Regions from separate parts of the Homo sapiens genome. Here regions 1 and 3 are each linked to region 2. Evidence: chromatin loops called from intact Hi-C (ENCODE). Cell type or tissue: Caco-2. All regions are shown on one strand. Region 1 has its middle 36 kb from the start of TKT. Region 2 holds the start of LOC107986087 (a long non-coding RNA gene). Region 3 overlaps RFT1 (RFT1 glycolipid translocator homolog).

The links. Peaks named below come from ENCODE experiments on the same cell type or tissue, not always from the same donor. Only the 100,000 strongest peaks of a DNase experiment are listed, where the experiment ranks them.
Region 1: a loop joins it to region 2, with 2.6 times the contacts of the local background. A loop is called at or near these places in 13 of 110 quality-filtered maps.
Region 3: a loop joins it to region 2, with 2.9 times the contacts of the local background. A loop is called at or near these places in 2 of 110 quality-filtered maps.

The regions. Positions count from the first base shown.
Region 1 is chr3:53,216,314-53,224,313 of GRCh38, forward strand. No RefSeq gene overlaps it. Among named protein-coding and RNA genes, the nearest start is that of TKT, 36 kb to the right of the region's middle. RefSeq lists a silencer at 3,617-3,666. In Caco-2, a CTCF peak has its summit at 3,759 (motif pointing right); a DNase peak (open chromatin) is centred at 3,768.
Region 2 is chr3:53,266,229-53,274,228 of GRCh38, forward strand. It overlaps LOC107986087 (a long non-coding RNA gene), which reads left to right and starts at 3,746. Exons shown (of 4, transcript XR_001740702.3): 1 at 3,746-3,952. RefSeq lists enhancers at 3,373-4,572, 5,190-6,075, 7,171-7,723 and a cis regulatory region at 3,650-4,526. In Caco-2, no CTCF peak of the experiment used is centred here; DNase peaks (open chromatin) are centred at 273 and 3,953.
Region 3 is chr3:53,110,753-53,118,752 of GRCh38, forward strand. RFT1 (RFT1 glycolipid translocator homolog) reads right to left here. Exons shown (of 13, transcript NM_052859.4): 7 at 1,078-1,156. Among named protein-coding and RNA genes, the nearest start is that of RFT1, 16 kb to the right of the region's middle. RefSeq lists an enhancer at 3,582-4,781. In Caco-2, a CTCF peak has its summit at 3,328 (motif pointing right); a DNase peak (open chromatin) is centred at 3,389.

The DNA of each region.
Region 1 (8,000 bases), 50 kb before region 2:
AGGCTGAGTCAGGTGGATCACCTGAGGTCAGAAGTTTGAGACCAGCCTGGCCAACATGAGGAAACCCTGTCTCTACTAAAAATAAAAAAATTAGCCAGGCATGGTGGTGCGCACCTATAATCCCATCACTTTGGAAGACCAAGGAGGGCAGATTACTTGAAGTCAGGAGTTCGAGACCAGCCTGGCCAACGTAGTGAAACCCCGTCTCTACTAAAAATAAATTAGCCGGGCATGGTGGCACGCACCTATTGTCCCAGCTACTCAGGAGGCTGAGGGAGGAGAATTGATTGAACCTGGGAGGCAGAGGCTGCAGTGAGCCAAGATTGTGCCACCGCACTCCAGCTGGGCAACAGAGCAAGACTCTGTCTCAAAAAAAAAAAAAAAAAAAAAAAAAAAAGCCTGAGACTGGGTAATTTATAAAGGAAAGAGGTTCAATTGACTTGCAGTTCTGCATGGCTATGGGAGCCTCATGAAACTTACAATCATGGCAGAAGGGGAAGGGGAAGCAGGCACCTTCTTCACAAGGCAGCAGGAGAGAGTGAGTGTGAGAACAAGGAAGTGCCACACTTTAAAACCATCGGCTCTCTGAGAACTCACTCACTATCATGAGAACAGCATGGGGGAAACTGCCCCTATGATCCAATTACCTCCCACCTGGTGCTTCCTCTGATACGTGGGGATTACAACTTGAAATGAGATTTGGCTACACAGAGCCAAACCGTATCAGCCCATGTCTGTGAAAGGAATTGGATTTGAAGTTAAAAGCCTTCCCACAAAGGAAACTCCAGACCTAGATGGCTTCACTGGAGAATTCTATTGAACATTTAAGGGAGGAATAATACCAAATCTATGAATAAGTGATGCAAAATATTATTTTTATAGTAAAACTGGATGTTATAGAGCAGAGTGCAAAATCTGCAGGAATTTTAAGTTTACCCTTAAAATCCTCGGAGGATTCCTTGGAGATATCTTGAGCCTGGGACAGGCAGCTTTGGGCTCTTACCAGATGCCTGGGGACTCTGTTTCTTCTCTCTCTTGGGGACACCAGGACAAAAGAGGGCAGGACATACTTGGGATCTCTCAGTGGTTGGTGAGGAAGCTGGGACTGGCCCTCGGGGTGGCTAACCAGGCAGCCCTGGCTCAAGTCTCTGCCTGTCCATCACCCCTATCCCAAATGTGTGTTTAGTACCTTGAGATCTGGCTTGAGTATTATTTGAGCTATAAAGTGTGCAATCTTCTGTAAGGTAGGGACTGTGACAATATCCTGCCTTTTTTTTTTGAGACAGGATCTCACTCTGTTGCCCAGGCTGGAGTGCAGTGGCTCAATCATGGCTCATTGCAGCCTTGACCTCCCAACCTCAAGCTCTCCTCCTGAGTAGCTGGGACCACAGGTGTGCGTCACCACATCCAGCTAATTTTTGTATTTTTTGTAGAAACAGGTCACCCAGGCTGATCTTGAACTCCCAGGCTCAAGCGATCCTCCCACCTTAGCCTCCCAAAGTATTGGTATTGCAGACATGAGCCACAGTGCCCTGCCAACAATATCTTGTCTTATCAGTGAGGAAGCAGAGGCCCTTCTGATGGGTGGGAGATTTGCCTGAGGCCACCCGGGGTTGGAATCTGATTCCCTGTGACTGACCAGGTTCTAGTCCCCTGGCATTCAAGGCTCCGTCTCCCACACTCATTTCATTGTCCCCTACACCTGCCTTCTAGTCAAACTAGATGTTTGCTGTTACCCAAATAGGACTCCTCCTGGAATGGGTACCCCAACTCCAACCCCAGCCCCCCACAGCTCACTCTCAGACCCCCAGTCCACACCTGAAGCCTCGGCTTGGATGCCCTCTCCTCCCAGGAGCCTTTCCTGACCCCCCTTCCCACCATACCATCCAGCCCTCTCTTTCCCATCTTGGGTCACCATTCTTCCTATTGCCAAACCAACTTTTGTTTTCCTCAGTCCTAAGCATTCGGGCACCAACTCAGACTGGGGGGTGGTGGGTAGGCAGAAGAGGAAGTGAGAGAGACCATTGAGGAACTAAGAGGAGCTGGGCCAGAGCTGGGGTCTGGGAAGTGAGGAGGAGAAGATTTGAGATGAGGCTGGAAAGGGTCAGAAAAGGCTTCATCCACTGGCAGCCATGTGTGAGTGGGGATGTGTGAGCAGAAGAGCCATTGTGTCAGGTTCTAGAAGTTTCTGTGGGGCTGCTGTGTAGAGAATGAGCAGGGAGAGCAGGGAGATCAAGAGGCAACTGGGAGGCCATTGACTGCTCCCTCTCAGGAGAGATGATGGAGGTCTGGACCAGGATGAGGGCAGAAGGTGGCACGTTTGGGATCATTTAGGAAGTAAAACCACCAAAGGCTGGTTAACAGATATGAAAGTACAGCTAGGTCAGAGGAATAAGTCCTAGTGTTACATAGCACCGTAGGCTGACCATAATTAACAATTTATTGTTATTGAATTATATTTTAAAATAGCGAGAAGAATGGATTTTTTTTTTTTTTTTGAGATGAAGTCTCGCTCTGTTGCCCAGGCTGGAGTGCAGTGGCACGATCTTGGCTCACTGCAATCTCCACCTCCCTGGTTCAAGTGATTCTCTTGCCTCAGCCTCCTGAGTAGCTGGGATTACAGGTGCGAGCCACCATGCCTGGCTAATTTTTTTTATATTTTTAGTAGAGACAGGGTTTCACCATGTTGGTCAGGCTGGTCTTGAACTCCTGACCTCATGATCCGCCCGCCTCGGCCTCCCAAAGTGCTGGGATTACAGGCGTGAGCCATTGTACCCAGCCAAAGAGTGGATTTTGAATCTTTCTGACACAAAGAAATGATAAGTGTTTGAAGTGATGGATATGTTAATTACCTTGATCACTAAACATTGTATACATGTATTAAAATATCACACTGTAACCCATAAATATATACAGTTATTATGTGTCAATAAAAAATAAAAGCAGGCGGGGCGCGGTGGCTCACGCTTGTAATCCCGGCACTTTGGGAGGCCGAGGCGGGCGGATCACGAGGTCAGGAGATCGAGACCACGGTGAAACCCCGTCTCTACTAAAAATTCAAAAAAAAAATTAGCCAGGCGTGGTGGTGGGCGCCTGTAGTCCCAGCTATTCGGAGAGGCTGAGGCAGGAGAATGGCGTGAACCCGGGAGGCGGAGCTTGCAGTGAGCCGAGATCGCGCCACTGCACTCCAGCCTGGGTGACAGAGCGAGACTCCGTCTCAAAAATAAATAAAAGCAAACTGGGTGCGGTGGCGCACGTTTGTAGTCTCAGCTACTGGAAAGGCTGAGGTGGGAGGATTGCTTGAGCCCAGGAGTTCGAGTTTAGCCTTTTAAAAAGTAAAATTTAACTAGCCTGGGCAATATGGTGAAACTCCATCTGTACAAAAAACACAAAAATTAGCTAGGTTTGATGGCATGTACCTGTAGTTCCAGCTACTCAGGAGGCTGAGGTGGGAGAATCACCAGAGCCCAGGAGGTCGAGGCTGCAGTGAGATCATGCCACTGCACTCCAGCCCAGGCAACAGAGTGAGACACTATCTCAAAAAATAAAATTAAATAAAATTTAGAAAAAATAAAATAAGGAAAAAGTAAAATCAATGAACTCCGGTGTCATTGGAAGAGAGCCCTGCCTAGTCTCACAGGGAGTGAGCCTGACATCTTTGTCCCAGCATGTACCTTGCAGTTTCAGTTGTGTGTGACAACGACCAGGAGGCACTGCTGCAGCCAGGATCTCTGGTCCATGAGTCCATCCCTCCCCAGCCCTACAGGTGGCGCTGCAGGCTCCTCTTCCATGCAGGCCACTACCGCCTGCAAAGCAATGCAACGTGGGCCTGTGAGGATGAATGGACAGGCAATTGCTGAGATCTATGTTGCAGAGATCAGCTCAAATGAAATTCCTGGTGGGGTGGAAATGTCAAAGCCCTTTACCCCCCACCCCTGGGGAACCTGGGCTCAAGCATGTGCAGAGGTCTCTGCTTGTCTCCAATTAAACTCTTAAAGGGATAAAGCGCCTTATCCAGTTCGGGGATTTCTCAGTCTTTTAGACATACAGGAGTGGAGATGGAAACTTCCAGAATTTAAAGTGTGGTGTATGGATGGGAAGTTTTTGTTAAAACTCTGGTCAGTAGGCCGGACGCAGCAGCTCACACCTGTAATCCGAGCACTTTGGGAGGCCAAGACTGGTGGATTGCTTGAGCTCACGAGTTCGAGACCAGCCTGAGCAACATGGGGAGACCCTGTGTATACAAAGAATACAAAAATTAGCTGGGTGTGGTGGTGCACACCTGTAGACCGAGCTTACTCGGGGTGACCCTGTGTATACAAAGAATACAAAAATTAGCTGGGTGTGGTGGTGCACACCTGTAGACCCAGCTTACTCAGGGCTGAGGTGGGAGGTTCACTTGAGCCCTGGAGCCGAGGCTGCAGTGAGCCAAGATCACACCACAGCACTCCAGCCTGAGCCACAAAGTGAGACCCTGTCTCAAACAAACAAACAAAACAAAAACTCTCTGGTTGGTTGTCCCTTCCTCCTGTGAAAACATGTGAAAAACATACGTATAGAATGTTCAGATCTGAAATCACTAAAAACATAAAAACATACCATGTACAACTTGCTGTACTAATTAAGACTACCTGAGGTACTTTGATGAAGACTTGAGGCAGAAACCCACATTTGCCAGTGTTGGAAACTTTGTTGTTGTTGGGAGGTGAGACCCAGATCAAGGAGGGGGATTGGGGTTTTCTCCTGCCCTGGACCTGGACGTGTGTGGAGGGGTGCTCAGTGGCCTGCTGATGGGTTTCTGCTTTTTTTTTTTTTTTTTTTTTTTGAGACAGAGTCTCGCTCTGTCGCCCAGGCTGGAGTGCAGTGATGCCATCTTGGTTCACTGCAACCTCCACCTCCCAGGTTCAAGTGATTCTTGTGCCTCAGCCTCCTGAGTAGCTGGGATTACAGGTGCACACCACCATGCCTGGCTAATTTTTATATGTTTAGTAGAGACGTGGTTTCACCATGTTGGTCAGGCTGGTCTCAAACTCCTGACCTCAGGTGATCCACCTGCCTCGGCCTCCTAAAGTGTTGGGATTACGGGTGTGAGCTACTACACCCGGCCTCTGCTCCCTTTTTAAAGAACCCTCCTTCTTTCTAGCTTTTATTTATTTTTTGAGACAGGATCTTGCTCTGTTGCCCTGGCTGGAGTGCAGAGGTGTGCTCACAGCTCCCTGCAACCTCCATTTCCCAGGCTCAAGTGATCCTCCTACCTCAGCCTCCTGAGTAGCTGAGACCACAGGTGCATGCTGCTGCCTAGCTAATTTTCGTATTTTGTGTAGAGATGGGGTTTCTCCATGATGTCAGGCTGGTCTTGAACTCCTGGGCAAAAGTGATCCTCCTGCCTTGGCCTCCAAAGTGCTGGGATTACAGACATGAGCCACTGCACCCAGCCCCCTCTTCTCATTTAAATCTCAAGATAGTTTCATTTTTCTCTTATACTTCAAGTTCCGACATCCAGAATAGTGTGCCCCTGGGAGAGAAGTGAACTGTGAACTTGGCAGATTTGAGGGCTGCTATGGACTGAGCTGTGGCCCCCAACCAAACCCAAATTCATAATTTGAAGCTCTAACCCCTAATGTGACTGTATTTGGAGACAGGTTCTGTAAAAAGTTAACTAAGGTTAAACGAGGTCCTAAGGGTGAAGCCCTGATCTGATGGGATTAGTGTCCTTATACTATAAGACGCACCAGAGAGGGCTCGATCTTCCTGCCCCCAGCACACACAGAGGCAAGGCCACCTGCAAGCCCAGAAGAGAGCCTTGCTGGAAACTGAAGGGGCAACATCTTGATTTTGGACTTCCCAGCCTCTAGCACAGTGAGAAGCACACTTCTGTTACTTGAGCAACCCAGCCTATGGTACTGTCTCATGGCAGCTTGAGCTGACTGGGGCTTCGGCAGCTTTCAGGCCCAGGCTGTGGGGCAGCGGCAGGACCCCGGACCCTAGGGCAGCCCTTTCCTGTCTTGCCAGCTGAACCAGGAACAAAGGGCTCATTCTTCCCAAGGTTGTGCCTGACCTAGAATAAACCACCAAAACCAGCGTGAATACAGGCCCTGGGTGTCCAACCTGGGTTGCCAGCACCCCCTGGGCCCAACTCAGAAACTTTCCTCATCTTGCCCTTAGGGCCATGTCTGGGCAACCCCCCTTCTCTGGAGTGAAGACTGGGGTAGGAGACGTAGCTTTGGGTCCTCCCTGAGCAGGGGAAGGAGCCTGTAGTCAGCAACATTATGTTCTGCTGTGCTGTTCCTTTCCCCATTTTCTGTGTGTTGGTGTTTTCATGATTCATACTGCAGATCCGTGTGTCCGTAAAACCCAATCCCTGAGCGTCGGTTTCTGGAATCCCACCCAGCGCAGTGGCCAACAGCCTTCACCCTCCTCTCCCCTCTTCCTCCTCCCAAAGAGGACCAGCGAGGACACATGGGCCCCAGGTCCTGCAGGCAGAGCCTCGCCCTTGAGGTGGGAAAGCAGGACAAGCTGTTTGAAGTGGTTTTTTCCCTTCATGGCAGGACCCAGATCCTGCCCTACACACACCCATCTTGGGAGGGGACCTTTGGTGGGAGCAAGGGGACAGCTGTGATCCCAGCTCTGCAGCAAGAGGCATCTGTGTGGCCCTCAGCAGAGGACTGATAGAGGGTTCCTTTTGGGGATGATGGAAATATTTTGGAATTGACTGTGGCGTTGTTGCACAACTTGGTGAATATATTAAAACCCACTGAATAATATACTTCAAATAGGTGAATTGTGTGCTATGTGAATTATATCACAGTGAAGCTGATAACCAACAGGTCAGGGCTGTGTCAAGGACAGTTATGATCAAGTTGAACAGCTGTGTGCTGGGCCACCACCCCTGAGAGCCAGGCCCCGACTGCCCAGCATGGGCTGCTACGGGCAGAAGTCTGTGCTTCCTAAATGTCTGTAGTCACACAACGCACAGTGACAAAGGCGCCCCCCAGCCAGGTGGCCCTGCCTGTGAACGGTTAGGAATTCCAACTTCTTCTGAGCCCGTATCTGCCTAGCAGTGTTCTAAAGGCATTAACACTTCTCTTATTTCATTCTCACAACAGCCTTGTGAGGCCGTCATGATTCCCACTGAACAAATGAGGAAACTGAGGCTTGGGGAGAGGACTGCCCCATGTACTGAGCAGAGGGTGGTGGGGGTGGTTTTGGTCTGGGGAGTTTGCCCCCAGCCCTGCCCGCCCCTATCAGGCTCAGCTGCCACAGCCTTTGCCCAAGTGGGTAGGGACGTGAGGGGTCACCAGCACGCCCTCCTTGCAGCTGCATCCCGGCTCCTGGCTGTGTGGATTGTAGCCTCAGCATCCCCTTTACCAGCAGGGGTGGGAGGGGCTTTCCCTGGTGCCAGGAAAGTTTGTCCTAGGCTGCTGGGGGGCCATGCTGCCCTCCTGCTCAGCTGTCTATGCCATGAGGCACCGCCAGGCCTTGCTAGCTGACAGGTCAGGCCACACCAGCCTCCAGTCAGGCCTCAGGCACTGTCTTGGCTTCCCGTATTTCCTGAGCAGGGGCTGAGGGAGAAATGACAAGTTCGTCAGGCTCCCATGAGGACCCAGTGATGGCCTCCAGCACACTCCGCACCAAGCACGCCCTACACTAAGCACATTATACTCTAAGTCTTCTCGCCAAAAAGGAGGCAGAGTTTTTCAGCTCTGGGATTCCTGAATGTCCCAGCTTCCTGTAGCCTTGATGTCCCCGGACTGGGTCTGGGTGACTGGGTCAGGGTTCTTGACTCTCCTCCCTCATCCTGCCCAGGCCCCGGCGCCTGCTGCCCAGGCTCTCGTCTTCTTCTTCACAAGCTGTGTGGGCCTGGGAGAGGCCAGGCAGGCTGGAGGTGAGGGCAGCTGCCCCTCCTGTCCCTCTACTTTGGGTTAGCCAGGCCTCCCAGGTCCTTGGGGCATGGCTAGCCAGTGTAGATGGGCTCACCAGGCTGCTGGCTGGGCCTGTGC
Region 2 (8,000 bases):
AAGATCCCGTCCCTGGTTCAATTAACTTGCTAGAGTGGCTCACAGAACTCAGGGAAACATTTTACTTATAATGACCCGTTTATTATAAAGGATATTACAAAGGAATCAGAGAAATAGCCAGATGAAGAGACAGATAGGGTGAGGTATGCGGGGAGAGGGAGCTGAAAGTTCCAGACCTCTAATCCTCTAATTACTTGGTCTTTCTGGTGACTGCCCCATCCCGAGCCTATCTAGAGGCCTCACCCCAAGTCACTGTGTTAGCATAAACGCAGGTGTGATCAAAGAGTGGCTTATGAGTAACAAAAGACATGCCTTCTGCTAAGCAAATTCCAAGGGTTTTCAGCCCTGTGACAGGAACTAGGGACAAATACTAAATATATTTCATCAAGATATGGAAGCAGGCTGGGTGTAGTGGCTCATGCCTGTAATCCCAGCACTTTGGGAGGCAGAGGCAGGCAGATCACTTGAGGCCAGGAGTTCAAGACCAGCCTGGCCAACATGGCAAAAACCCATCTCTACTAAAAATATAAAAATTAGTTGAGTGTGGTGGCGCGTGCCTGTAATCCCAGCTACTCGGGAGGCTGAGGCATGAGAATCGCTTAAGCCTGGGAGGCAGAGGTTGCAGTGAGCCAAGATCGTGCCACTGCATTCCAGCCTGGGTGACAGAGCAAGACTTTCTCTCAAAAAAAGGAAAAAAAAAAAAAAAGATATGGAAGTAACCTAAGCATCCACCAAAGGATGAAAGGATAAAGAAAATTTGGGCTGGGCATGGTGGCTTATGCCTGTAATCCCATTACTCTGGAGGCCGAGGCGGGCAGATCATGAGGTCAGGAGTTCGAGACTAGCCTGGCCAACATAGTGAAACCCTGTCTCTACTAAAAACACAAAAAGTAGCCAGGCGTGATGGCACACGCCTGTAGTCCCAGCTACTCAGGAGGCTGAGGTGGGAGAATTGCTTGAATCCGGGAGGCAGAGGTTGCAGTGAGCCGAGACCATACCATTGCACTCCAGCCTGGGTGACAGAGCGAGACTCCGTCTCAAAAAAAAAAAAAAAAAAAAAAAAAATTAGCCAAGTGTCTACTCCAGGGGCTGAGGTGGGAGAATTGCTTGAGCCCAGTAGTTCGAGGCTGCAATGAGCTATGATTGTGCCACTGCACTCTAGCTTGGGTGACAGATCAAGATTCTGTCTCTTAAAAAATAATAATTAGGCCGGGCGTGGTGGCTCACACCTCTAATCCCAGCACTTTGGGAGGTTGAGGCAGGCAGATTGCCTGAGCCGAGGAGTTCAAGACCAGCCTGGGCAACATGGTGAAACCCTGTCTCTACTAAAAATACGAAAAAAATTAGCCGGGTGTGGCAGTGCGTGCTCCTGTAGTCCCAGCTACTTGGGAGGCTGAGGCAGGAGAATCACTTGAACCCGGGAGGCGGAGGTTGCAGTGAGCCGAGATCACGCCACTGCACTCCAGCCTGGGCGACAGAGCAAGACTCCGTCTCCAAAAATATATATATATAAAATAAAAATAAAAAATCTTTAAAAATTAAACAAATCTAAAAAGACCAAATATATTTTGTATTATACCATAGGTATATTCACAGATTGTGCAGCTTGTGCACTTCTAAGCACTACCTAATTTTAGAACTTATTCTTTTTTTTTTTTTTTTGAGACAGGGTCTCTCTGTTGCCCAGGCTGGAGTACAGTGACTCACCATAGCCTTGACCTCCTGGGCTTAAACCATCCTCCCACCTCAGCCTCCAGAGTTGCTGACAGCAAAGGTGTGAGCCACCATGCCCAGCCAGTTTTTTTTATTATTTGTAGAAACAGGGTGTCCCTATGTTGCCCAGACTTGACTTGAACTCCTGCACTCAAGTGATTCTTTGGCCTCAGCCTCTCAAAATGCTTGGATTACAGATGTAAGCCACCACACCTGGCCTAGTTTTAGAACATTTTTACCACCCAGAAAAAGAGACCTGTACTCATTGATAGTTCCCTATTTTTCCCTCTTCCTCATTCCAGGCAACCAGGAATCTACTTGTGGTCTCTATGGATTTGCCTATTCTGGATATTTCATATAAATGGCACCATTGCAATTTGTGATCTTTGTGTCTGACTTCTTTCACTCAGTGTGATGTTTTCAAGGTTCATCCGCCTTGTCGCTTGTATTAGTACTTTATTCCTTTTGTTGATAAATAATTTTCCATCCTGTGGATATGCCACAATATTCCTACCCATTCATCAGTTCACGGACATTTGGTTTTTTTCCACTTCTTTGCTATTATGAATAATGCTGCTTTGAATGGTGATATAAACATTTTTTTGTGGACCTGTGTTTTCAGTTATCTTGGGTATATGCACAGGAATGGAATTGCTGGGTCATACAGCAATTCTACAAACGGTCATCTAACCATTTGAGGAACTGCCAAACTATTTTCCAAAGTGGCCCCACCATTTTACAGTTTCACCAGTGATGAATGAGGGTTCCAGTTTCTCCATGACTTTGTCTACAGTTGTTGTTGTATTTTTTTTTTTTTTTTTTGAGATGGAGCCTTGCTCTGTAACCCAGGCTGGAGTGCAGTGGCGCAATCTTGGCTCACTGCAACCTCTGCCTCCTGGGTTCAAGCGATTCTCCTGCCTCAGCCTCCTGAGAGTAGCTGGGACTATAGGCACCCACCACCATGCCCAGCTAATTTTTTTGTATTTTTAGTGGAGACAGGGTTTCACCATATTGGCCAGACTGGTCTCAAGCTCCTGACCTTGTGATCTGCCCGCCTCAGCCTTCCAAAGTTCTGGAATTATAAGCGTGAGCACCACGTCCGGCCTGTTGTTGTATCTTTTTTACCTGAAGCATCCTAGTGGGTGCAAAGTGTTACCTCATTACGGTGGTTTTGTCACTTATTGCTTTTTAAAAAATATTATACAAGTAACACATATTCCATGTAGAAAATTTGGAAATTTAACAAAAATACTGTGATGGTCAGTTTTATGTGTCAATTTGGCTAGACTAGTACCCAGTTATTCAATCACACACTAACCTAGGTGTTTCTTTTATTTATTTATTTAGAGGCGGAGTCTCGCTCAGTCACCAAGGCCAGAGTGCAGTGGTGCAATCTCGGCTCATTGCAACCTCCGCCTTCTGTGTTCAAGTGATTCTCCTGCCTCAGCCTCCCAGTAGCTGGGATTACAGGTGCCCACCACCACGCCCGGCTAATTTTTTTGAATTTTTAATAGAGACGGAGTTTCACCATGTTGGCCAGGCTGGTCTCAAACTCCTGACCTCGTGATCCACCCACCTTGGCCTCCCAAAGTGCGTGGATGACAGGCGTGAGCCATTGCGCCTGGCCCAATATTTTATTTTACTCATTTTTTTTTTGGAGTTGGAGTCTCACTCTGTCACCCAAGCTGGAGTGTAGGGGCGCAATCTCGGCTCACTGCACAAACTCTGCATCCCAGGTTCAAGTGATTCTCCTGTCTCAGCCTTTCAAGTAGCTGGTACACAGGCGTGTGCCACCATACCTGGCTAATTTTTGTATTTTTAGTATAGACGGGTTTTTGTCATGTTGGCCAGGCTGATCTTGAACTCCTGACCTCAGGTGATCCGCCTGTCTGCATCAATATTTTAAATAAAGATGTTAATGCTCCACAGGTTGTGCGTCTTTCCCCACGTGAGTCCACATTCTTTTCTACCCTAGGATTACTACTGGCACAGAGGAAGTTGAACCACTGTCCCCCTTTGGTTGGATGTTTGCAATACTTCTGCTTTTATACTGCAACAAACAATACTTGTGCTTTCCCTCCATCTAGCACTGTGCCTCCAGGAGAGAGGGTTTTTTTCTGGTCGCCCCTGCAGACATGACCCTGCTTGTCCCTGGCCAATCCCAGGGCCAGACTGGATTGTTGGCCCTCTGACTCACCCTAGAAGGCCTGGGGCTGGAGAGGCCTGGAACTCCTCGGAGGTAAGTGCCAGTGTGAGGCCAGCCAAGCCCTGCCGGGCCTGCTTTCCTTGTGCATAAAGAAAACATGCCGAGTCATTGTGACTTGCACTTTTTGACTAGTGCGGTCAGGCTCTGTGTGGCACTGCCGTAGGCCTGGGTACCTCCTAGTGTGAGGAGCAGGAGCTGCTTTCCAGCAACGCCCTACAGCCCCTGTCAACTCCTGCCCAGGGGCGCTGGACAGGCTGGGCTGGGCAGGGGCGGTGCTGGTGACAGACAGGACACTCTTAGGGGCTCCTCCTGCACAGTCTGCAGGACGCAGTAGGGAGAGATCTTCATCCTTGTCCCCTTTTCTGGTACCTCTTGGGTTTCCCTGAGCAAGGCTGGGGTGGTGGAAGGAGCTATTTTGTTCCAGTGGGTATTAAATATTAAAGCTTTTGTTTTGTGTCGTGGGGAGGTTAAGTGGATTTTCTCCTGGGCTGGTTGTTGAACAGCTGAGAGTGAAACTGGCTTCTTAGAGTAGGACTAAAAAGCTCCAGAGAGTGGCTCACAGAGGGGTTGCTTAACCACTGTGAGCCACAGCTCCTCCTGGAAAACCTGAAACCATCAGGAGCACTTCCCTTGTAAGGTCACCTGAGAAAGTGAGTGAGGAGATATCTCACTTCCCAAACCAGGGTTCTTTGGCCCCCAGACACATGACTTTTACTCTCTCTCTTCCCATCCTTGCCTCCAGAATTAGCAAGGGCACCCAGTCAGCCATCCTGTTCTAGTGACTTGGACAAGGCATCAGAAAAGCATTTGTTAGGCCAGGTGCGGTGGCTCACGCCTGTAATTCCAGCACTTTGGGAGGCCGAGGTGTGCGGATCACAAGGTCAGGAGTTCGAGACCAGTCTGGCCAATATGGTGAAACCCCGTCTCTACTAAAAATACAAAAATTAGCTGGGCGTGGTAGTGGGTGCCTGTAGTTCCAGTTACTTGGGAGGCTGAGACAGGAGAATCGCTTGAACCTGGGAGGTGGAGGTTGCAGTGAGCCAAGATGGCGCCACTGCACTCCAGCCTGGGCAACAGAGCAAGACTCCATCACCAAAAAAAAAAAAAGCGTTTGTTCCATGCTACTGTGCAAAAAGAAAAGTGCTGCTGCTGGCTATCTGGTCAGGGCAGGGAAGTGGTTTTGCCATCACTGGTCCTCTGATTTCACTCAACACTTCATTTACCAGGGTCTATGTGTTGGGCACAGGTGCTGGATGCCCCAGCAGCACGTGTTTATACCGCACTGTCCAGTGATTTGTACAAACAATTGCCTGCTGAGGTTGTTGATCTGGGAAGGCGCCAAGGAGGGGGTGACAGCCAGTTTTGAAATAACAGAATTTTCTGCAACAAAACTGTGTCTGTGTCTAGCTGGCATGGGTGAAGAGGGGATTGAGGAAATACATTCATTTCAATATGTATTCTTTTTATGTTAATTTAATTTTATTTTTGTAGAGACAAGCTTTCACCATGTGGGCCAGGCTGGTCTCAAACTCATGACCTCAAGTGATCCGCCTGCCTCAGCCTCCCAAAGTGCTGGGATTACCGGCGTGAGCCACCGCGCCTGGCCGACTCTTTTTTTTTTTCGAGACCCAAGCTGGAGTGCAGTGGTGTGAACACAGATCACTGCAGCCTTGACCTCCTGGGCTTAAGTGATCCTCCCACCTCAGCCTCCCGAGTAGCTGGGACTATACGTGCATGCCACCACATCTGGCTTTGTGTGTGTGTGTGTGTGTGTGTGTGTGTGTGTGTGTGTGTGTATGTTTGGTAGAGATGGGTTTTGCCATGTTGCCCAGGCTGGTCTTAAACTCCTGAGCTCAAGTGATTCACCCACCTCTGCCTCCCAAAGTGCTGGGATTACAGGCGTGAGCCACTGTGGCTGGCTCCTCCACAGATGTTATGTGGGAGAGTAGCATGCTTTTCAGCGATGTATGGAGAGGTTTCAGAGGGAAGACCGGAGGTCCTCTATGGGGTATTTTGGGAATTTGTGTACCTGTGTACCTGTGCCCAAGCATTTCCATATTAAAACAGAGTCTTTCTATGCTGCCCATGCTAGACTTGAACTTTTGGGCTCAAGCAATCCTCCTGCCTCAGCCTCCTGAGTAGCTGGGACTACAGGTGTGCCCCATACATATTTAATATGAAACATTTCATTATTAACGTTTCTCCTTTATATTACAATTAGAGAATATTATTTTAAAATTGTGTGTACAAAAAATCATTTCAAAAATTCTTTTTTTTTTTTTTTTTTTTTTGAGACAGAGTCTTGTTCTGTCACCCAGGCTGGAATGCAGTAGTATGATCTTGGCTCACTGCAACCTCTGCCTCCTGGGTTCAAGCAATTCTTTTTCCTCAGCCTCCCTAGTAGCTGGGATTACAGGCGCCCACCACTAAGCCCAGCTAATTTTTGTATTTTTAGTCGAGATGGGGTTTCACCATGTTGGCCAGGCTGGTCTCAAACTCCTGACCTCAGGTGATCCACCGGCCTTGGCCTCCCAAAGTGCTGGGATTACAGGCGTGAGCCACCCTGCCTGGCCAAGCCTTTTTATTTTTACTTTGCTCTGTTGCCCAGGCTGGAGTGCAGTGGGCTCAAGTGATCCTCCCCTCTCGGCCTCCTGAAGTACTGGGATTGTAGGCATGAGCCACCATGGCTGACTGTTTTGTTTTTTGTAAAGAAAAAAAAAATGAAAGGAAAAAAATAGAAGCTCCTTCTTACAAAAGATCTGTTTTACAAAAGAAGAAATTGTGTGTATAGCCATAAGTTATATTATCTATGAATTCCAGGTTAAGATAGCAAAGAAGGATTTATAAAATATTTTTTAAAAAGAGTGGAGGTGTCCAGTGGAGCTGAGGCCTCTTGTGCAGGACCCACATTAAATGGGAGCGATGGTCCGCACACCATGGCCAGGGTCCCCTTCCCATCTGAGGGCCGGGCTGGAGGGCGTCAGACAGAAGTTAGGGAAGCCTCTCAGTGCCAGCGAGATGGGGAGAGCATGCTAGAAAGCTCTATTCAGGGAAGGACACCTGGCCTGGAAGGGGCAGACTCTGAGGGGCAGGGACACGTCAGAGACACAGCAAAATGGGGCTTGTGTAGCAAAACTGTGTAGGGGCCCAGACTTTGCACCTGCTTCAGAAGCCAGAGCTCCACTGCCGACTCAGAGACACCACAGAAGATGGGAAGCGGCCTGCAGAGGGTGCCTCCTAGAGCTTCCCTGGGACTCAGGCAAGGCCAGAACCACCGTTCTGGGGTGACTGGGACCTGGTAGGAAAACAGCTGCCCTGTGGATCATGGCGACCTTCCCGGCTCCACATTCTGGGCCTGGGGCCATCTGGGGCCCCTTCAGACTAAAGGACTGACATCCGTCCTGCCACAACCAATGCTCCTGTCCCTTCCTGGGGTGACAGGAAGTTGGTGTTGTGTGTGTGTGCACGTGTGCACAGGTGTGCACTGTGGCCCTTCTGGGAGGCTACACTCGGAATAAGCTCTGCCTCTCGGGGGAGGCATCAATGAGAATGTACTGACTTAGTCTGTGTTGCTATAAAGGAACACCTGAGGCTGGGGAATTAATAAACAAGAGGGGCTTGTTGGACTCACAGTTCTGCAGACTGTGCCAGAAGCATGGAGCCAGCATCTGCTTCCGGCAAGGACCTCAGGAAGCTTCCACTCATGGCAGAAGGGGAAGGGGAGCTGGTGGTCCGTGCAGATCGCAGGGTAAGGGGGAGGCAAGAGAGAGGAGAGGAGGTGCCAGGCTCCTTTTAACAACCAATTCTCGGCCCGGTACAGTGGCTCACACCTGTAATCCCAGCACTTTGGGAGGCCAAGGTGGATGGATTGCTTGAGGTCAGAAGTTTGAAACCGGTGTGGCCAACATGATGTAAATCCGTCTCTACTAAAAATACAAAAATCAGCCTGGCATGGTGGTGTGCACCTGTAATTCCAGCTACTTGAGAGGCTGAGGCAGGAGAATTGCTTGAACCTGGGAGGTATGGTTGCAGTGAACCGAGATCGCGCCACTGCACTCCAGCCTGGGCAACAGAGTGAGGC
Region 3 (8,000 bases), 160 kb before region 2:
TAATTAAAAGAAAATTTTTGAAAAGATTAAAAATACATTCAGTAATAGGTATATGGATATGAAATATATATGAAGAGAGAAACTACTACCTTCAGCAACTTACAGCTGTCTTAAATCTCACTTTTTAAATTAAAGCTGGGTATAAGTAAACCAACACATATACATACAAAAACTAAATGTGCTTCCAGCCCCTTGCTGGCCCTCCACATTGAGAGCTCTGTCGTAGGTAAACTGAAAGGACCAAAGTCTGACCAAACTCTCATACAAGTGCATTTTGTTGTTTAAGAAAATAAATCCAGGATTAGGGAATTGACATAATTTTTAAAAAGAAGAAGAAGAAAATAAAATGATATAAATAAATGATATAAAATGATAAAAAGGCTGGGTGTGGTGGCTCGCGCCTGTAATCCCAGCACTCTGAGGCAGGCGGATCACAAGGTCAGGAGATCGAGACCATCCTGGCTAACACGGTGAAACTCCGTCTCTACTAAAAATACAAAAAAATTAGCTGGGTGTGGTGGTGGGCACCTATAGTCCCAGCTACTCAGGAGGCTGAGGCAGGAGAATTGCATGAATCTGGGAGGTGGAGCTTGCAGTGAGCCAAGATAGCACCACTGTACTCCAGCTTGGGCGACGGAGCAAGACTCCATCTCAAAAAAAAAAAAATGATAAAAATACTTTTATGTAACTGATATAATACTTTCATAATAAATTCATAAAAATCATATAACATGGGGTTTTGGAGTTAGACCTGGATCCCAGTTAAGCTGTTCCTTGTTACTATAAAACCCTAAAGAAATTCTGCAACCTCACTGACCCTTAGTTTCCTCATCCATGATGAAGGGGAACAATATGTTTCTTATAAGGCTGTGGAGAGATTTAAATTAGACCACTAAGTAAAGCATCAAACTAAACAGACGTTGGTTTCTCTCTCCGTATTAAGCCCCCTCCTCCCATTTCTGAAATTCTTCTGCCCCAGAGGCTCTGGACAGGTGGTCTGGACCCAGGTAATTGGCAGTCCTATGAAATCCCCTTCTACTATGGTCTCCCGACGATTCAGAGTGACCGTCTACTTACCTTCTGTCAAAATCTGTTTCAAGAAAGACTGTTTGAAAAAACTCCAAGTCAGTTTAGCCTCTTTCCAGTTTATAAACGCCTAGAAGAGAAAACAAAACAAAACAAAAACATCACAGGCGTTGCAAGTCTAAGAATGCAATGCTACATGAGAGGCAAATGCAATCTGGTCTCTAAATCCCAACTTGGATAGTCTCCACTGAATCCTCATCCAATGCTAAGCACACAGAAGGCATCTCACAAACACTGGAGAAGAATTTACATTACTAAACACAAAGCCAAAGTCTGTAAGGGCCTGCCCAAGACTCATATACTGAGACCCCTAAAGAATTGCTGCTGTCCCTTGGGGGCCCACACAGTACACTGACCACAGCTAACACGTACAGCTCACAGTTTGTTCTTTCCTTAAAAACTGTCTAAAGCATGCCAGGCTGCAGAAGAAATTCTGCTCCATATACTGCACATTGTAATGCTATGTTCAGCCATCCAGGGCCCTTTTACACAAAGTATAGGAGCTGCCCTTCTGCATTACAAAAGAAATTTAGCCTTCGCAGGTCAGGTAAACCACTCAGAATGGGTATGACAGAGGAACGGAGAAAATAAAATTTCTGATATGACTCTTCTAAAACTCCAGGCCAGGCGAGGTTGCTCACGCCTATAATCACAACACTTTGGGAAGCTGAGGTGGGTGGATCACTTGAGGCCAGGAGTTTGAGACCAGCTTGGCCAACATGGCAAAAACCCCATCTCTACTAAAAATACAAAAATTAGCTGGGCGTGGTGCTACGTGTCTGTAATCTCAACTACTTGGGAGGCTGTGGCACAAGAATCGTTTGAACCTGGAAGGCAGAGGTTGCAGTGAGCCAAGATGGCACCACTGAACTTCAGCCTGGATGACAGAGCGAAAATCTGGCTCAAAAATAAATAAATAAATAAAACTCCCAGCGGCACCAAATGGCCCATTTCCTAAGGACAAGGAAACACTTAGGTAGGGTAGAGGTCAACCTATTAAGAGACAGGTGGCCTCAAAGCCAGGGAGCTGAGCACAAAATGGAAGAGCAAGGCAGCCAGGGAGCTCGGTATCCTCTGACTCCTGTTTTTCTACCTCCCACAGTTCTCTCTGGGGCCCCCTCCTCTATCTTGTAGGCACCCTGGGATCCCAGAATATTTAGACTAGGTGTTTGGTTTTTTGTTTTGTTTTGTTTTAGAAACAGGGTCTCACTCTATCACCCAGGTTGGAATGCAGTGGCATGATCATAGCTCACTATAACCTCAAACTCCTGGGCTCAAGCCATCTTCCCCCCTCAGCCTCCAGAATAGCCGGGACTACAGGTGTGTGCCACCATGCCTGGCTCATTTTTAAAATTTTTGTAGAGATGAGGGTCTTGCTGCATTGCCCAGGCTGGTCTCAAACTCCTGGCTCAAGCAATCCTCCCACCTCGGCTCCCAAAGTACTGGGATTCCAGGCATGAGCCACCATGCCTGGTTGATGTTAGGTTCTTAATCCTAGGGTACTTGCATTTTGAAAAGTAGTGATTATCCAAAGTGATTACTTCTCAATGGTAGGATTTCAGAGGGCTTTTTGGGAGGGGAGGGCTGAATTACAAAGGCCAAGCCCACTCTACCTCTCCAAAAGGTCAGCCACAGCTCTGGAAGTGGGCCCAAGGGCAGGCCTGGAACCTGTCTCAGTCATGTGGGCCCCTGTTCTGGGCAGAAAGCCCATCCGTGAAGAGCAATGCTATCCAGTAGAAATGTAATGTTAAATTTTCTAGCAGCCACAGTGCACAGGAAAAAGAAACAAGTGAAATTAATTTTAATATATTTTATTTAACCAAAATATTATCATTTCAACAAGTAATCCCTGTAAAAAATATTTTTTTTCATATTAAGACTTTGAAATCCAATATGTATTTTGCATTTATGACTCATCTGAATTCAGACTAGCCATATTCCAGAATGCTCTATAGCCACATGTGGCTGGTGGCTAACATTTGGGACAGGGCAAGCCTAGAGCACCTCTGAAAGCAAGGATCACTTCTAGCCCCCATTCTCTTTACTCCTTGGTTTCTGAGCCTTTTTTCCAGACACAGGGAGTGCAAGTGTGAATCCTCCCAAACAGTGCAGCCCTCAGGGAATCAGAGAACCTAGAGCAGATGCCAGGTTATCTCTTTAGCCCAGGAGTAAATCTTCCCTGATGAGAAGGAAATTGGGCCACAAGATGTTTAAAACAGGCCATCTCCTTTCCCCGGAACAAAGAGCACCAGACAACTTCCTACCACTAGGGGGCACTGGGGACCACGTCATCTTCAGACTTGGATTCTGACCACAGCCGGCTTCAGCACCTTCTCTCTCTCACACTGCTCCTCACCCCTTGCCATGCTGTGGTGGTCCTCCCAGGGGTCAGCAAAGCAGGACCTGTCCCCTTTTAAAAGGAAACGAAGGCTGCTGCTTGTCATGAGGCTCTCGTGATGCCTGTTTGCCTGCAGGTTGTGAATGGATTTGGGAAGATGATTGAGCTCTTTAAAGACAAAGTTCTTTGGGAGAATGAGATCATGATGGTGTACCTAATCTGAGAGCTCATACTTGATTTTCCTAATGCCTTTGGTTTAAATGGGCCTGTGGTTCAGAAGGAATGGTGACACCACTTACTAAAAGTGCTCATTAAGGACACAGAGGCAGGAAATCCAATCTGAGATGCGGCTTCTGCAGGCAGGGGCTGAGTGGTGGGAGAGAGGAAGCATATGGTGGACTGTTACCATTCTATTCAGAATGGAGGTTCAGAATGGAGGTGTCACTTGGGGCGGTCAAAAGAGGCCTATTTCACAATAGCTGGGTTGGTACTGATGAGCTGATCTAAATAGCCAGGAATTTCCCTGGAATACCCTGACCAACAAGCCATTCCACTGCCCTCACTGTACTAACGGAGAAATGGCGGCTAAGGTGGTAAAAGGTGATGGATGGTAACTCCAGGGAAGGTCTGGAATCAGAACTCAGAGGCTCATCACACTTTCACCTGAGTCACTCGTCCACTTCCCAAACTCTTCTGACTCAGGATGATATGATCAGCCACATCCTTACCACAATGACAAGAGTCACTGGTGAGTGTGGGGCTACCATCCTGTCCACTGCCCTCTGTCACCTCCTCCACCCTACAGAGCACTCCTTCCTCTCCCTCTTGCTCCACCTATCCCAGTCACTCTGGGGCTATTGATGCTGCCCCAGCTTTATCCATCCTCCCACTTTCATCCATCCTCCCCCTGTCCTTACTCCTCACCTGGACAATTGCCACAGGCTCCCAATGAGCTTTTTTTGCTTCTTACTCTTTCTCTAGCCTATCCTTCTCATTGCAGGTTCAGGCTTTGGAGTCAAGCTTGGAGATTGGGGCTCGACCTGCAGTTCCTTGAATTATTAGTGTAAATGTCGCCGTGAACAAGATACTTAATTTTGCTAAGCCTTGGCTTTCTCATCTGCAAAATGGGATAAGAAGTCCTGTCTCATGGAGCCAGTATGAGGACTGAATGAAAAAAAATAAGACACTATAACTCTGTAAGAGACGGCAAGCTCCTCAATACAGACAGTTTGATCATGGTGCTGTTCAAAAACCTTTCATTAGGCTCCACTGCCCCTGAATTAAACCCAAGCTCCATAGCACTGAGGCCACTGCCACCTGACCCTAGCCTGGCAGCCAGGTTTACTTCCCTTCATAACTTCCCGCCACCTTTTCCTTTCTCTCCCTTCCCCCATTTTCCAGCCAACCTAAGTACCCCAGTCATCTCTACATTCCCAATTCCAACACAATGATGGGCAGGTAACAAGCACTGAGCAAATTTTCTTTCCTTCTGTGGTCACGAATGCCCATCTCTACCACACATATACATTTAACCTCTGCCCACCCATGTGTCAAAGTCCAGCACAAAAGAAGCTTCCTCCGTGAAGCCTTCCTTGATGTTCCTAGATGGAATTCAGCAGTCCTTCCTCTGTGCTTCTATTTTGATAACGCTAGACACACACTGTCCTATAGCATAGTTGAGTACAGATCCTATCTCTCCATCACCATGCAAGTTCTGAGGGTAGGGGCCTCACTCAGGGCACCTGGTACAGTGCCTAACATATAATAATGTTTAATACATGCTTGCTGAGTCAAATTCCTCAGCTTTACTTAAATATTAGCATATCTCTCATATTAAATCCCTCAGAAATGTCAATGAATATAAACGGAAGCCATTATTTGAAGTATCATTAATTTATTATAAGGTTAAATAAGCATCTTTAAAGAAGATGGAATTCTACAAGAACAGGAAGGGAAATCTTACAATTAAGTCAAATTGATAGTAAATATAATTATTTGACCAGCTTCCATTAAGGAAGTCCCCAGTGCAGAAAGCTGCTCTGGGGAGTCAAGTCAGGCATGCTGCTCATGGTAAAGTCATACACTGCGTTCATGCATTCAGAATCATCTCATTTCTTTTTTTTTTTTTTTTTTTTGAGACAGGGTTTCACTCTGTCGCCCAGGCTAAAGTGCAGTAGCATGAACACAGCTTACTGTAGCCTCAGTCTCCAGGGCTCAAGTGATCCTCCTGCCTCAGCCTCCAGAGTAGCTGGGATCACAGGCATGTGCCACCATGCCCAGCTAAATTTTACATGTTTTGTAAAGACGGGTTCTTACCATGTTTCCCAGGCTGGTCTCAAACTCCTGGGCTCAAGCAATCCTCCCACTTCGGTCTCCCAAAGTGCTGGGATTACAGGCTTGAGCCACCACACCCAGCCTCTTTTTTTCTTTCTCTTTTTTTTTTGAGACAGAGTCTTGCTCTGTTGCCCAGGCTAGAGTGTAGTGGTGCGATCTCAGCTCACTGCAACCTCCACCTCCTGGGTTCAAGCAGTTCTCCTGCCTCAGCCTCCCAAGTAGCTGGGATTACAGGCGCATGCCACCATGCCCAGCTAACTGTTTTGTATTTTTAGTAGAGACGGGGTTTCACCATGTGGGCCAGGCTGGTTTCCAACTCCTGACCTCAAGTGATCTGCCCGCTCAGCCTCCCAAAGTGCTGGGATTACAGGTGTGAGCCACCATGCCCGGGCTTCTTTTTAAAATAATAAACCTGAATTATGAATTGTTCCACCTGGAACTTCCTAATCTTTATGTAAACAATAACTACTATGGGCAATAAGCCAATTTCTTTTGGAAGGCTACATAACATAGGGGTAAGCCACAGTCTAAAGCTAGTCCCCAGCAAAAGGTGGAGAGAAGTGGGTCCAAAACCAGCTATGTGATTTTGGATTAGTCACTTAACTCCTCTGAACCTCAGTTTTCTTGTCTGTAAAATGGAGCTAACAGTATTTATCTCATACATTACTAAGAGAATTAAACACAAAATCCATGTAAAGTGCTTGGTGTAGTGCATGGCACAAAACATGCAGTCAATGGCAGTTATTGTAAATGGCTCTTTGTCAAGGTTCAAATACTTTCATGGAACTCCTGAAGTCTTCAGAGGGGCCTCACAGGTCACGTAGGCCAACAATCTCACTTTAAAAATGAAGACCCTGAGGTCTGGGGAGAGTCCCACAGGCTTCAGATCTATATCAGGTGCCTCTCAAGCCCACAGGAACCTCCCTGAGGCCCAGGAATCACCTCTCCTACATGTCTGTATCCCTGATGGCACCAAGCATGGCGCCATGTTCTTACTGTATGTCAGCGGGAACAGTATCACTATGTGTGACAGGTACACACAGCCTTCTCATGATCAGGGCTTGGGTCCTCGCAGTCTGGGCATGGGTACTTTCAGAGCATATTGCCAGATTAAACCACTGAGCTCCCACACCAATAACATCAGAGCTGCCTAGCTAGGGTGCCCCTGTAGAGCCAGCTCTGCTCTCAGGGTGTCAGTGTGACGGTGGTGATATCGGTTGTCACTTAAGGATACCCACTTGTGCCAGGCCACAATGTTAAGACCTTACATGCCCCAACTCATCAGGTCTTCAAAACAGCCTTAGGAGTGAGGTACTATTATTATCCCCATTTGACAGATAAAGAAACTAAGCTTAGAGTTCTGAGCCCATCACAGGTTTTATTTATTTAGTTATTTATTTGAGACAGGGTCTCACTCTGTTGCCCAGGCTGGAGTGCAGTGGCACAATCATGGCTCACTGCAGCCTTGACCTGTGCTCAAGCGACCCTCCCACCTCAGCCTCCTGAGTAGCTGGGACTACAGGTGCACACCACTATACCCAGCTAATTAAAAAAATTTTTTTTTTGTAGAGACAGTCTTGCCATGTCACTCAAGCTGGCCACCACAGAGTTTAATAAACACTTGGCAGACTCTTTTCTTTACCTTCTCTCTTTGCTTATACTAATGGTTCAAATGTTCCTTCCCAAAATACTGCTGGGGCACAGGGACAGGCCCAGTATGAAAATCTGCCAGGCTTGGTACAGGTGGGCACCAGGAGACACTAAGGGGAAGAAGAACTCTTCTGCACTCTCGGACCTGCTCTGGGGGCAGGGGGCAGAAGCTCTAGGCAAGAGAAGCGATCCTGAGTCCTAACCATCTAAGCCTGTAGATGAGGCACAGTGGTATCCAAAACGTCCTGTTGGTTTAGGTTATAGGTAAAATCTAGCTGAGCAGAATGGAGAACTCTGACCTCACAAATGAGAACATATCTGGCTTTGATACATAGGATCTAGTTTTTCTCGAAAAGTTGTATAACAGGATTCTGTGAATTCTGAGACTTAAGTCTCACATATTTTACTACTTTTTCAAGTATCACAAGAGGAATAAGGAGAAATCCAGCATGTGCCTTACCACAACTGAGTGCATTACATCCGGCAAGCAAACAAGCATGGAGAGAAGGGAAAGTGCCCAGAATGGAGGAGCTCATGAAGTGTCTTAGCAGAGACAACGTGGCAATATCATCACGTGTGCAGCTCTGGTGGC